Linked DNA regions of Homo sapiens: all the other regions are linked to region 3. A link is a contact called in ENCODE Hi-C or POLR2A ChIA-PET data. All regions are on one chromosome and are shown on one strand. The core of a region is the stretch at or near the end of the contact, and the rest is flanking DNA. Distances in the headings are between cores, read along the strand shown. Region 1 holds the start of CACNB3 (calcium voltage-gated channel auxiliary subunit beta 3). Region 2 has its middle 12 kb from the start of MCRS1. Region 3 holds the start of TUBA1C (tubulin alpha 1c). Region 4 holds the start of DRC2 (dynein regulatory complex subunit 2). Region 5 holds the start of ARF3 (ARF GTPase 3).

What was found. Hi-C counts contacts between places; a loop is a spot of excess contacts on that map. ChIA-PET counts read pairs that join two places held with the same protein, here RNA polymerase II (POLR2A). Pooled maps may share reads with other maps.
Region 1: a loop to region 3 is called in a pooled map, with 5 times the contacts of the local background. The contact joins the promoter of CACNB3 here to the promoter of TUBA1C in region 3. A Hi-C loop is called at or near these places in 6 of 50 pooled maps. POLR2A ChIA-PET finds 5 or more read pairs at or near these places in 3 of 52 experiments (A549, PC-9 and activated CD8-positive, alpha-beta T cell).
Region 2: a loop to region 3 is called in a pooled map, with 3 times the contacts of the local background. The contact joins the enhancer-like site here to the promoter of TUBA1C in region 3. A Hi-C loop is called at or near these places in 2 of 50 pooled maps. POLR2A ChIA-PET finds 5 or more read pairs at or near these places in 5 of 52 experiments (GM10248, H1, HEK293 and 2 more).
Region 4: a pooled map shows a loop between it and region 3 (2.6-fold over the local background). The contact joins the promoter of DRC2 here to the promoter of TUBA1C in region 3. A Hi-C loop is called at or near these places in 1 of 50 pooled maps. POLR2A ChIA-PET finds 5 or more read pairs at or near these places in 2 of 52 experiments (K562 and activated T-cell).
Region 5: a loop to region 3 is called in a pooled map, with 5 times the contacts of the local background. The contact joins the promoter of ARF3 here to the promoter of TUBA1C in region 3. A Hi-C loop is called at or near these places in 7 of 50 pooled maps. POLR2A ChIA-PET finds 5 or more read pairs at or near these places in 7 of 52 experiments (BJ, GM12878, MCF 10A and 4 more).

What each region holds. Positions count from the first base shown.
Region 1 is chr12:48,817,207-48,819,906 of GRCh38, reverse strand. It overlaps CACNB3 (calcium voltage-gated channel auxiliary subunit beta 3), which reads right to left and starts at 1,411. Exons shown (of 13, transcript NM_000725.4): 1 at 933-1,411. The coding sequence starts at 977. RefSeq lists a silencer at 1,144-1,613.
Region 2 is chr12:49,579,256-49,581,955 of GRCh38, reverse strand. No RefSeq gene overlaps it. Among named protein-coding and RNA genes, the nearest start is that of MCRS1, 12 kb to the right of the region's middle. Within about 2 kb of position 1,280, at least 2 of the 41 ENCODE cell types and tissues checked have a DNase peak (open chromatin) inside an H3K27ac peak, as active enhancers do.
Region 3 is chr12:49,263,801-49,266,518 of GRCh38, reverse strand. TUBA1C (tubulin alpha 1c) reads right to left here and starts at 1,437. Exons shown (of 4, transcript NM_032704.5): 1 at 1,335-1,437. The coding sequence starts at 1,337. RefSeq lists silencers at 808-1,021, 1,376-1,635, 1,676-2,115 and an enhancer at 1,086-1,245.
Region 4 is chr12:48,902,754-48,905,453 of GRCh38, reverse strand. It overlaps DRC2 (dynein regulatory complex subunit 2), which reads right to left and starts at 1,321. Exons shown (of 8, transcript NM_033124.5): 1 at 986-1,321; 2 at 341-508. The coding sequence starts at 1,117. It also overlaps the pseudogene RPL32P27. RefSeq lists a silencer at 1,315-1,364.
Region 5 is chr12:48,956,118-48,958,817 of GRCh38, reverse strand. ARF3 (ARF GTPase 3) reads left to right here and starts at 1,331. Exons shown (of 5, transcript NM_001659.3): 1 at 1,331-1,508. RefSeq lists enhancers at 2,004-2,083, 2,139-2,700.

The sequences.
Region 1 (2,700 bases), core at 162-2,661, 450 kb after region 3:
TGAGAAGCTGCTCCGCATTCTTGCCCCATCTTTCCAGGCACTCTCCCTGCTGTCTGAGCTCCGGGAATCACTGCTTAATGAGCTGATTTGTCTCAGTGGGTCAGGAGATAAAAGCAAAGAGGAGAATTAAATATTTATCGGTTGCCTGTTTCTCTGAGCAAAGCGCTTCCTCTCCATCCCCAGGCCCTCAGCTCCTCTGGCCTCACCTCCAGGCCCTCCATGCTGGGCAAGAGCTCAGGATGCCCGCTGCAGAGGAAGCCTCAGCAGGGGGCTGTGGAATAGATGGGGCTCAGTCACCTGGCCTACCCATGTGCTGGGCGCCCAGGTTTCAGCCTGGGAGAGAAACTGGGCTAGAGAAAGGGTGAGGAGATGAGGCAATGCGCAGAGATGGAGGGGGTGGAAGGGAATAATGGAGCTCCTCAAGTTTTAGGATCCGTCTGTCTGAAGAGGTTGGCCCCTGGCTCCCTGATGTCCTCTCAGCTCCCTGATGTGTCGTTTGCTTGAGGCACAAGAGGTCTAGAATGTCTGCCTCCCCAACCACCTCGGCGGCTCTCCTAGCTGTTGTGTTCAGACCCCAGAAATCCAGAATTTGGAACTCCAGACATGGCGTGTTCCCTCTCCAGAGCCTCTGTGCCCTCGGCCTCCAGCCCTGCCTTCTCCCACCCCTCTTTCCTGGGCCGTGGAGCCACCTGCTTGAGCCCTTCCCCTATACTGCCCCCTCTCTGCACACACCCGATGCCCCAGGGTCTGAGTCTGGGTCGCTGGGGAACGCTTGGCATGAAAATCCATCTCCCCACGTTCTTAGAGCGCCCCCCTACAAACCCTGCCCTGCCACTGAGGCGTTTTTCAAAGTCCTGAACCGGGGAAAGGGTTGAAGGGAGAGGAGGTGTCACCCCAACTTCCCCGCCCCCACCCTCATCGTGGGCACTCACCGCCTCCGAGTCCTCAAACCCGGGCACGTAGGAGTCGTCATACATGGGGGAGTCCGGGTCGGGGGAGCGAGCGGCGCCGGGGGCGGGAGCGGCCCGGAGGCAGGGGCAAGGACTGCGGGCCGCGCCCGGGAGATGCCACCGAGCCCCGCAGCCCTGCGGGCGGCGGCAGGGAGCGAGAGAGCGCGAAGGAGGGAGCGAGCCGCGAAGACCAGCTGCTCGGAGCTCAGATCACCGCTCCCCCCACCCCACCCCCCCAAACCCAGCCGGTCCCACCCCGAGCGCGGCTGAGGAATCTGGCGCCGGCTCCTACAACAATAGTGCCCGCCCACCTGACCCCCTCCCCGGGAGAAGGCGGGGGCGGCGAGGGGGCGGCGGCCACCGGGGAGCCCGGGCCAGGCCGGGAGAGGGGAACGAACCCGTGCTAGGTGGAAGGTGGGTCCCCGAGCACCTACGGGGCCGTGGCGGCGGGGAGGAAGGGGAGGAGAGGCTGCGGGCAGGGCGGATCCAGGCAGGGAGGAGGCGGGGCGAGGAGAGATGCGGAGACAGAGACGCTCGGCAACCCAGGAACTACTCCGCCGGGAAACAAAGGGCTGCGGCGGGGGAGGGAGGGGGCGCTGAGACCGCGAGGGAGACGCGACCCGGGCGGAGACTGGAGAGGGCGCAGGTGTCGAGGAAACCGGAGAGAGAGAGGCAGAGGGAGGACGGAGAGGACAGGAAAATGGGGAGACCGTGGGAGACAGAAGAGGCGCGGGAACGAGCGGCAGACGGGGGAGGGGTCCCAGGCGACAGCAGGGCGGGTCTGGGCCCGTGCGTCCCGGAGGCTCCGAAAGCAAACCCCGCAGTGGTCCCGGGGAGGAATGGGCTTGGTGCCCCCAGGCTAATGACAGGACGGCAGCTCCTGCCCCAACAGGTGCCCGGCCCCCTCAGTACGGGGACGCTGCGGCAAAGGCGGTGTTGCCCAACCCTTGAGAAGGGGGGAACTTTCCGTGAGCTGGGTAGGCCTCCCCACACCTGTTGCACGGATAGATTTTGTCTTAGTCCTGCCAGGATGGGGGTTCCCTTCCCCACTTCCCTGCCAAGGATTGTGCCAGACAGTGCCAAGGCATCCGTGGGAACTGGGGCAGAAAGGGGCTGTTTTAGGTGAGCCTAAAGGGAAGGGGAAAGAAGCCAGAGGGTGGAGGTAGGGGGATAGTTGTGGGTGGGATCCTGGCTACACTCGGGTTGGGAGAGGAAAGGGCCAGTCTCCTCGGAGTCACTAGGGTAAGGCCAGATTCTCCCCTTAGCAGAAGGGCTTGTACCACTCTGCACCACTCAGTCTCCTTTACAGGAGCATTGAGATTTGGGGTAAGAGAGCCGCAGCCCTTATCTTGAGGAAACTTTCCCCAAAGATCCACCCATTTGAGCTCTTTCCTTTTTTCATCTCCTGAGCAAAATTCCTTCTTTGATTTTTGACTGCCTACCTTTGTGCCCCACGAGGAGGATGTGCGTAGACAGGGGTTACACTTGGAGGCCTCCTGGTGCCCATGCTCTTGGCCCTGAGCTCAGTCCTTTTCCTTCCCAATTTCTCACACCCGGGAGTTCAGCAATCTGCTCATCCCTCCTTGGCTTGAGGAGAATCAGAAATCCAAAACTCTGACATGGCTTAGTAAGATCTATGGTAGAAAGCACTGTGCATGGGAGAGAGAAAGCCCACCCAAACCAAGTGGCTTCCCACCTGGGTCACTTATCGGTGTTATCTTGGCAAGACAAAGAAGAGCTGCATCTTCAG
Region 2 (2,700 bases), core at 31-2,530, 320 kb before region 3:
TAAAAACACAAAAATTAGCTGGCCATGGTGGCACGTGCCTGTAGTCCCAGCTACTTGGGGGGCTGAGGCAGGAAAATTGCTTGAACCCAGGAGGTGGAGGTTGCAGTAAGTTGAGATTGTGCCACTGCACTCCAGCCTGGTGACAGAGTGAGACTCTGTCTCAAAAAAAAAAAAGAAAAGAAAAGAAAAGAAAATCTTAACATCAGAGATATAGAAATCCTTTGGCAGGTTTATCAGCCAACTAGACAAAAGCAAGGCAAAAAAATATGTGAATTGAGGCAAGATCAATAGAAATTAGCCAACTATAACACAGAGAGAGTAAAAACAAAGCAACAAATCAGCAACCCCCAAACCAAACACCCAAGATGTGTGGGACAATACCAATGGTTTCACACACATGTGATCAAAGTCCCAGAAAAAGGGAGAAGAAATATTTAACAAGCTACTTGAAGAGATAATCACTGAGAATTTCCAAAATTAAAGACAAGAAGCCACAGATCCAAGGAGCTCAGAGAACTGAAGCAAGATAAATACAAAGGAAAACATACCTCAGCATATCATAGTCAAACCTGAAACCAAAGATGAGAGAACTTGAAAGCAGCCAGAAAGAAAAAGTTACCCAGTAAAGTAAAAAATAAAGCAGTCTTCTCAGGCAGTCTTGTAAGTTATGGGTCCACTAGATAACCCAGGAGCCTTCTAGAATATTCCTCCATTTGGGGGCAATTAGCTTAAGCAGGTAACATCCCAGCCAATTAGCCAATTAGGAGGCTGAGTGGCCTCCCATGCTCCAGTTCTACATATCCTGGCCCTGGCTCTTGTGTCACACCCTGCCCCTGCTCTCTGCACACCCTGGGAGGCCCTGCGCTGGCTGGTGGCTTCATCACCCCTCAAACACTATTTATTGCCTCTGAGCTGGGAGGAAGCTGAGCAGGTGGAGGCTGGATACACTAGTCACTGACCTCAGTGACCCTTGAGGCAGGCCCTGGGGTCTGACTGCTGCCTCACATTCTTTCCCAGGAGCTGAGCAGCCTGGAACAACCAAAGCCTGAGTCCAGCTAGTGCACCAGTCAGGGCGCTGCCACAGAGTTCACTGCCACAGGCAGCAGTGCTGTGAGCGGGCAGCTGCCAATGATTCAGGCCACCACTGGTCAAGAAGATTCGGTTTCCTCTCTCATCACCCCCAGGCTGTCTGTTAGGCGCCCCGTATCCTCACTCTCTGGAAGAGAGGAGAAGCCTTTCCTGCAGAAGCCACAAGGAGGCAGCAAAGTGCTTGTCTAAGGGCCTCAGCTGGCCTGGAGAGGGGCCGGGAATTCAAGAATTAGAAGGGAGGGAACTGCGGGAAGACTGACAGGAGGGGAGCTGGTGAGTTCCTGGGAAGGTGCAGGTGGAGCGTGGACAGCAAGTGCAGCAGAGGGAGAAGGCATTCCTGACCCATGCTGGGACACGGGGATCCTGCAGAGGACTCATGGTTGTGGAGTCTGCTCTCCCTTGGACTGGGGACCCTTCCTCCTCGCTTGATCGCCTACCCCCAGCAGGTCCTCTGCTCTGTATGGCACAGATCTATCCCTGCAAATGACCCTTTGGGCAGCAGTTTTTAGGAGCTCTGCCAGGAGGCCCTTCCCATGGACTTCCTCAAGCATGCAGCATGGCCCCATTGATTCATTTACTCATTCATTCATTCAACAAGTACCTATTAGGCACCTAACATGAGGCAGTGTTCTAGGTGTTAGGGATACTGTAGTGAGTAAAACAGATTTTTAAAAAGTGCTTTCATGGCCAGGTGCAGTGGCTCACGCCTGTAATCCCAGCACTTTCGGAGGCCGAAGCGGGCACATCATAAGGTCAGGAAATCGAGACCATCCTGGCTAACATGGTGAAACCCCATCTCCACTAAAAATAAAAAAAATTAGCCGGGCGTGGTGGCGGGCGCCTGTAGTCCCAGCTACTCGGGAGGCTGAGGCAGGAGAATGGCATGAACCCGGGAGGCGGAGGTTGTGTGAGCCATGATCGTGCCACTGCACTCCAGCCTGGGCGACTGAGCGAGACTCCATCTCAAAAAACAAACAAACAAACAAAAAACTGCTTTCACAAAGCTTACATTCTATGGGGGGAAAAGACAAGAAACAAAAATAAGTAGTAAAATGCACAGTTATGTCAGAACGTAAAAGGTTCCATGGAGAAACACAAATTTCAAGAGGGATAAGGCAGCAGAGTGCAGGGGAGTGGGTGTTACCATTTAAAGCAGAGAGGGCATGGCAGGACGTTTCAGTGAAGACTTGAAGCAGGTGAGGAGGTGAGCTGCGGGAAGGGCGTGCCAGGCAGGGAGAGCAGGCTGAGGTGAGAGCCTGCCTGGCACACTCAGGGGGCAGCAAGGTGCCCGGGGTACCTGGTGTGGGTGAGTGGGAGGGTGGGAGGAGCCACGTTGCAGAGGCCACTGGGAGGCCGGTCACACAAGGCCTTGTAGGCCACCGTAAGGACCTCTGTTCACCCGGAATGCAATGGGAGCCATTGCAGAATTCTAAGCAGAGAAGTGACATCATGTGCCCTTCAATTCAAGAGCATCGTCTGGCTGCAACCATGAGCATAGACTGGGAGCAGGGCGCAGGGAGACCAGCTGGAAGCTGTTTCAATTCCCACCCCATTCAGAAAGCCTAGTCATGAAGGCCGGACGTGGTGGCTCACGCCTGTAATCCCAGCACT
Region 3 (2,718 bases), core at 188-2,687:
AGTTACGTATAATTTCACGTTTCTTGAAAACTGAACTAAGAACACGTGGTACTAGTTTACTCTGGGGTTTGCGGGTTTTTTTTTGTTTTTGGACGGAGTCTTGCTCTGTCGCCCAGGCTGGAGTGCAGTGGCGCGATCTCGGCTCACTGCAAGCTCCGCCTCCCGGGTTCACGCCATTCTCCTGCCTCAGCCTCCCGAGTAGCTGAGACTACAAGCGCCTGCCACCACGCCCAGCTAATTTTTTTTTTTTTTTTTTTAGTAGAGACGGGGTTTCACCGTGTTAGCCAGGATGGTCTCGATTTCCTGATCTCGTGATCCACCAGCCTCAGCCTCCCAAAGTGCTGGGATTACAGGCGTGAGCCACCGCGCCGGGCCGGGTTTGCGTTTTTTTGAGACAGTTTCGCTCTGTCGTCCAGACTGGAGTGCAGTAGCGCGATCTCGGCTCAGGGAAACCTACGCCTCCTGGGTTCAAGCGATTTTCCTGCCTCAGCCTCCCGAGTAGCTGGGATTACCGGCGCGCGCCACCACGCCCAGCGTTTTTTTTTGTTTTTTTTTTTTTTTAAAGTAGAGACGGGGTTTCACCATGTTCGCCAGGTTTGTCTCGAACAAGTGCTGGGATTACAGGCGTGAGCCACTGCGCCGGGCCAACTCTGGTTTTATAAGAAAATATCCTTTTGTGGACGTGTTTTTAAACCCGGCTTAAGTAGAAAGCTTCAGCTATAAACCTACCACTAGATTAACACCAGAAATGCAGGATTAGGCAACGTGAAAGTTAATTATTCCCTTCCAAGGAGGTGCCTGCCTCCATTCTCAAGTGGACTGGCGCAGTTGGAAGCTCTCCCCAGGGCAGGGCCACAGGTGACTCAGCAGCGAGTCACTGGGCGCTGGAGAGGGGGAGCCAGGAAGTGCTGCACCGTCGGTGCGGGAGCGCACGAGGGCCTCCGGGGCCCAGTTTGTAAGGCAGTAGGAAGGAGAGGTCGCTTGAGAAAACGTGGGGAGGGATTTTTAGTTTAAGTTCTTGGAGGCCAATGAGCAGGCTCCCTGACCTTCCTCCCTAGGGCAGTAGCGGGCCCTGCGGGGAAAGCCCTCACTAGGATCAAGAGGGCTTTCCATTTCCACTGATGGCCGCACCCGGGCCAGGTTTTCCGGCCCGAACTGGTGTCTGCCAAGTGAACTCGACCTTCCAGCCCGGCCGCCACAAGCCAGGTTAACCGGAGGGGCCCGGGGTAGTCTGGAGCTGTCCTGGGCGCGGCCCGAGGTGCAGGCAGTAGTTTCCGGGCCCGCCGTCCCCTGGGACGCGCACTCTTCCCCAGCCCCGAGGGAACCCCACTCACCATGACTAGAACTTGAAGGGGTCTGCGGCGGTGAAGGAGGCGAAGGGACGGCAACAAGGATCTCCCACTAACAGACTACCAAGGAGTCCGGGGGAGAAGTAGTGAAAGGGTGGCCGGCCCCGAAGGGCCTTATATACCCGGTCCCCGGCCACGTGTCGGGAGGGCGGGCCCCAGACCCCGCCCCGTGCCGCTGCGGCCCCACCTTCGAGCCCTGGCCTGCGCCCGGCCGCACCCGCGGAGTGGGGGCGCGCGGCGCTGATTGGCGGATTCAAAAGTTCAAACCAAACTCGTCGGAAGGAGCCAGGAGCAGGAAGAGGAGGAAGGGGAGGAAGGGGAGGAAGGGGAGGAAGGGGAGGAAGGGGAGGAAGGGGAGGAAGGGGAGGAAGGGCAGGAAGGGCTCTGGGGCTGGAGAATGGGCCGGGACAGGGACAGAGGTGTCCACTGGGAGGAGGGAGCAGGCCGGACGTCTGCCCCGTCCCCGGTGGGTGCGGGGGCGTCAGGTGGGCAAAACCCCAGCGAGGGGAAGCTCCAGGTAAGAGGGCGACCGCGCCCAGGAGGGAAGCCCTTACTGCACCGCCCCGGCCTCGCCCCCGGTCCCCGCGGCTGCGCTCCCTACGCCGCCGGGGAGGCGCCGACGCCGGGACCAGGCTGCGGGTTCCGCCTCGGAGTCCTGGCTGCCGGGCACCCCGGCTGGGCCCGCGGGCGCCCGCTCCCCTCGCCGCTGAGGGCTGTCCAGAGAGAGGGCTTGCTCCCCACTCTAGGTCTGAATCACCACGAACGCGCCTTAAACTCTATTCCCACCTTTTTGGTTGCTTTTCCTTACGTCCTCTTTAAATGAGCCTTTGGCTTCTAACAGTCTCCTCCCGATAGGCGCAAAAGCAGTTTTTTCAGTTCATTAGGATAATGAATAGCTTACATTTTTTGATTGCTAACTATGCAGAGTAGTTGGCTTTTTTTTTTTTTTTGAGACGGAGTCTCGTTCTGTCACCCAGGCTGGAGTGCAGTGGCGCGATCTCAGCTCACTGCAACCTCTGCCTCCCGGGTTCAAGCGATTCTCCTGCCTCAGCCTCCTGAGTAGCCGAGACTACAGGCGCGTGCCACCACACCTGGCTAAATTTTTGTATTTTTAGTAGAGACGGGGTTTCACAGTGTTAGCTAGGATGGTCTCGATCTCTTGACCTCGTGATCCGCCCGCCTCGGCCTCCCAAAGTGCTGGGAATACAGGCGTGAGCCACCGCGCCTGGCCGAGTAGTTGGCTTTTCATATCACATGATCACATTTCATCCATATGACAAACTCTATGAATTATTATCCCTAGTTTACAGATGAGGAAAGTAGAGCTCCGAGGAATTAAACCCTTCAACACTAACTTGTACTGCGTCAT
Region 4 (2,700 bases), core at 72-2,571, 360 kb after region 3:
CTTGGGCAAGTCAGTTCCCCTCTGGAACTGAGCCTTCTGACATTGAAATGAAGGTGTGGGACTCATTTCAAGTCACTGGGTGATGTCTACTGTGCCTTATGACTCTACTATTGGATAGTACTGGTTTTGGGCAATAGATGACAAGAAGAGTGGGTCCTCTAAGGGAGAGAGGGATGAAAGCCCAATATTCTATTTTTTATTTCTGTGAAAACCATTATTACCAATAGCCTGGCTTTCTCACAGCCTGTGTCTTGTGAGGGCTTTAAGATGGATTCACTAGGCTCATTCTATTAAGAGGTCAGGAAGCCATACTCAAGGTTTCCTTGGAAAGAGTGCCTACCTTGATGACATTGTCCTTACAGTCCACCACTCGTTCAAATGTTTGGCTGAGGATCTCAATGTCCTTATGAAGTTCTCTGGTCTTGACTTCCCGAAGGACAGTTCTCCACTGTGTGTTAATCTTATTAAGGTTCAGAGCACTGTTGTGTTCCTCCTTGGCCAGCTTGTCCTGTGTGAAGGAATAAATATACCTCCAGGAAGTCAGGGCCTTTCAGTACAACAAACAAGATCACTCTTAATTTATCAGCTGACACCTTACCCCTTTTCGATGGGAACGGCCTGATGGCATTTAGGGAGGGCAAGGGTGAATTTCCTTCAGGGTGGGAGCATCAGAGTAGGATGTTGTTTGTAATGACCTATCTCCAGGGAGAATATCAGCATTCCAGACAGCTGGAACAGCTGACAGGACCTACGGTCCCAGTTCTGGGATTCAGTAAAGATTGCCAAGCCGTATACCACGCACCCCCTCCGTGCTTCGCAGAGAACACCCCCGCCTCCCAAACAATGTTGCCTGAAATCTAAGTATATCTGGGTCTCAGGATTTCCGGAGGAGGGGAGGTCAGGATGAAAATGAGGTTTCCTCAGTGACAGGGCCAGGGCAGGGGGTGGATGGGGTTGAGCAGGACATAATGCAAAAGGCCATCACCTTCAAGAACTGGCTGAGGAGCCTCTCCTTCTTTTTGGCCATCTCCTCCTCTGCCAGCAACTTCTGCTGAAACAGAAGCAGCTGCTTCTCATCGGACAGGGGCGTCTTGGCCATTTTTTCTTTCTTAGGCATGGGGGCAGGGGATTGGATCCGGGAAAGAAGCCTCGGTCTGCCTCGGCCCGCGTTACAGAGCTTAGAAGAAAAATGTCCCTAGAAAGGGGACTTCCAGAAGTGCCCCTGGTTGTGGGCGGTTGTGGGACCGGAGATCTCAGCCCTCGAACAGGAGAGATCCCCGGCTATCAGTGAGGCTGAGCTCTCCCACTGTAAGACGCGTCTAGTCTCCTAGCAACGAGGATATCGCTAACATGGAGAGGCAACAGGCTAGAAGAGTCCCTGTCTTGGAGCGCCCCCTACCCAGTGGAGGACCGCGGTCGGTTTTTGAGAGGGTCCTTTTAACTCTCAAAAATCTGTCTCCTCAGTGCATTTTATTTATTTATTTATTTATTTATTTATTTATTTATTTATTTATTTTTGACATAGAGTCTCTCTCTGTCGCCTAGGATGGGCACGATCTCGGCTCACTGCAACCTCCGCCTCCCGGGTTCAAGCAATTCTCCTGTCTCAGCCTCCCCTCAGTGCACTTTTATAAACCGTCCTCAGAACCCTTGGGAAGCCCAAGATCGTCAAAAAGAGAACCAAGAAGTTTATCCGGCACCAGTCTGACCGATATGTCAAAATTAAGCGTAACCGGCGGAAACCCAGAGGTATTGACAACAGGGTTCGTGGAAGGTTCAAGGGTTAGATCTTGATGCCCAACATTGATTATGGGAGCAACAAGAAAACAAAGCACATGCTGCCCAGTGGCTTCCGGAAATTCCTGGTCCACACGTCAAGGAGCTGGAAGTGCTGCTGTTGTGCAACAAATCTTACTGTGCTGAGATCGCTCACAATGTTTCCTCCAAGAACCGCAAAGCCATCGTGGAAAAGAGCTGCCCAGCTGGCCGTCAGAGTCACCAACCCCAATCCCAGGCTGCGCAGCAAAGAAAATGAGTAGACAGCTCATGTGTATGTTTTCTGTTTAAATAAAACTGTAAAAACTGCAAACAACAACAACAACAAAAACCTTTTTTAAAAAGATAAGTGTTGGAGAGAATGTGGAGAAACGAGAACCCTCATATATTGGTGGTAGAAATGTAAAATGGTGTAGCCACTTTGGAAAACAGTTTGGCAATTTTTTAAAATGTTAAACATAAATTTACCATGTGACCCAATAATTTCACTCTTAGGGATCTGCCTAAGAGAAATGAAAGCATGTATACACACAAAAACTTGCACAGGAATTTTCTTATCTGTCTCACTCATAATAGCCCAGTTGGAAAAATTGGAGACAACCTAAATGTCCATTAACATGTGAATGAGTAGACAAAATATGCTATGTCCATACAATGGAATATTATTCAGAACAAACTATGGATACCAGCTACAATGTGGATGAACCTCAAAAAGAATATGCAGGCTGGGCGCTGTGCCTCACACCTGTAATCCCAGCACTTTGGGAGGCCGAGGCGGGAGGATCGTTTTAGCCCAAGAGATCGAGACTAGCTTGAGCAATGTGGCGAAACCCCTTCTCCACAAAAAATACAAAAGAAGTTAGCTGGGCGTGGTGGTGCGTACCTGTTGTCCCAGCTACCCCAGGAGGCTGAGGTGAGAAGATC
Region 5 (2,700 bases), core at 82-2,581, 310 kb after region 3:
GCTGGGATTACAGGTATGTGCCACCATGCCCGGCTAATTTTTGTATTTTCTGGTAGAGACAGGGTTTCACCATATTGGCCAGGATGGTCTCAAACTCCTGACCTTAAGTGATCTGCCCACTTCAGCCTGCCAAAGTGCTGGGATTACAAGTGTGAACACAGGGCCTGGCCCCAGCTTAGTTCTTCTTGGAAGCAAGGAAACAAACAAACAAAATCAACCAAGGCAATAAATTCATAAGAGCAACAATTTGGGCTCAAGCCTTAGGGAAGAGCCATGTGTTCATTCCCTTATACTGCTGTAAATGAGGAGAGAGGGCACTTAGAGAACCTTCTATTGGCCGGGCGCGGTGGCTCACGCCTGTAATCCCAGCTACTCAGGAGGCTGAGGCAGGAGAATCGCTTGAACCCGGGAGGCAGAGGTTGCAGTGAGCCAAGATGGTGCCATTGCACTCCAGCCTGGGCGACAGAGTGAGACTCTTGTCTCAAAAAAAAAAAAAAAAAAAGGAACCTTCTGTTCTTAGCATTACTAGTGCCCTTCTATCACAGCTATTTTTGTTTCAAGGCAGTTCTGCATGTCTAGACCAGGTGCAAAACGGAGTGTGAGGGAAGTAGGAGTGGGTAGGAAGCAAGAAATATGGGTGCAAAGTCCTTCACCTTTCCTTGGGATACTAAAATCCCTACTCATCTAGGCACACTTCCTCAAACCACACTTCTGAATATTAGGTTTCCACTCTCCGTCTTTCAAGTTCCAACTTAACTGGCTCAGAGTCCAGCTGTTTTCCTTTAGCCTCTTAAGTTCATCACTCTCCTTCCTCTTCCTTATGGGAAAGGATCTCTTGATTCAGACCCCACAGTAATCTAGTCTCAGGAATAGTGAGCAACAACAATGGTGCGGTGAGGGCTTTCAGGGGATGGCAGCTAGCCCAGATTAAGAAATAAAGATGAAGTCTGGCTGGGTAAGGCATGCCACAGCAACGACTGTTCACCCATATCCCGATGCTGGCTTTGCCCAAGGAGCCCCTGGGCCCCGCAGCCCAGCCCGTCTCCTACGCAGCCAACTTGCCGCCTCAGTCCTTAAATTCCAGGCACAACCCTGGAGCTTGGGATTGTCACCTCAGTCCTCACTGTCTCATCCCCATTCACGGCTCCCGCCTCCGCCGCCCACAGCCCCCACACCTGCCCCCGCCCTGACTCCAGCTCCAGCGCCCGGCCGCCGGTGCTGCAGCCGCTGCCATGGTGATGGGTCTCGCGAGAACTGCCGCTAGCTACCGCGCAGCTATCGCGCGATCGGGGAGGTGGGAAGTATCCCGGGCTGGGGGTGGGGGTACGCCGCACAGCTCCAGTCGCCGTCGCGGCTTCCGGTGCTAGGTGGAGGGAAGGAAGGAGGGAGCCGGGGAGTGGGCCAGGGCAGCAGCCGGGCTGAAGTCGGCTTGGGGAGCCAGAGGGAGCGGAGCGGAACCTGCGGGGCAGAGGCGGCGGCCGCAGCGGCGCAGCTGATAGCAGGAACAGGTGAGAGGCTGGGAAGGGAAGGCGGGTCCCGGTAGAGAAGAGGCTCGGTCAGGGTGAGGGCTGAGGAGATAGAGCGCCTCCCGGGCCCCGCCCGGCACTGCTTGGCGTGGGGCGGTGGGATTCTTCCCACCCGAGAGCTCAGAGAGGGTGCGTCGGGCCAGCTTCACGCCTGCCCCCGCATTTGAAGGACGCAGAGCTGGGGTGGGGGTGGGGGGCGCACACGGATTTGTCCTCCGCCTCGCTCAAGGGGGCGACCTGGGCTGCAGTTAGGTTGTCGCCTGCAGGAGGTGTGCTGTTGAGGGAGAGGAAAACCGTCCGAGGAGAGGTGATGAGGGGGCGGTGATGGCTGTTTGTATCTTTTCTGTTAAAGGGCTAGGGAATGCTGCTTTCTTCTACTCCCTCTCCCTCCCCCACCTTAGCAATAGGAGACGGGAGAGAAGCCTTGCTGTGGTTACACCCCCTCCCCCATCATAGGGCAGGGGTGCGTAGGGGGGTTGGGGGTTAGCCAACAGGGCAGGCTGCTGGGGCACCACATGGGCGCTATTGTGGTAGAGGTTGCGCTTTCGAGTCTAGGGAACCGCAGGTTGGGAAGAGGGCAGCAAGTGGGGAGAGGGTGGAGAGGAGGCAGGAGAAGGAGGAGGGGGATCTGATCTTCCTGGGAGAAGAGAGGTGGGGCCTTCCTCCCCAGGCGGAGCGGGGGCGGTCTCACAGGAGGAGGGAGCATCTTGTCACTGGCCCTCAGTTTGTGTCTTCCAATCCGCTTTCTTTCTTTAGGAAGTACCAGGATTCCCGGAACAGAAAATGGAGCCATTGCTTACGCGAATCGTTTGAGGGAAGGGGCGGGAGTTGGGGAGGTGGAGTTCCCTGTTAAAACGGGCCACTTGATTAGCAAAGTGGTAGCTGTTATTTTGGGGGAATTCCCGTCTTGATTGCATTAAGGCGGGTCTCCATCTTTCCAGGCCAGGAGGAATGTGGTGGTGGAGGTGGAGGATTGTGGTATGTGGTCAGGAGTGAGAAGAAATAGTAAGGCCGTCCCGGTGAGGGAGAAATGTAACCTAAAACCTGTCTCTGCTGTTGTTGGATTGGGTCACCCCTGGTCTATGGCATGAAAGTTTTATTGGGAGGAGATCTGCTGCAAGAGTCTGATTGCTTGGGTCAGTGCAACAGGACAGAATCTAGTCGCTGCATACCT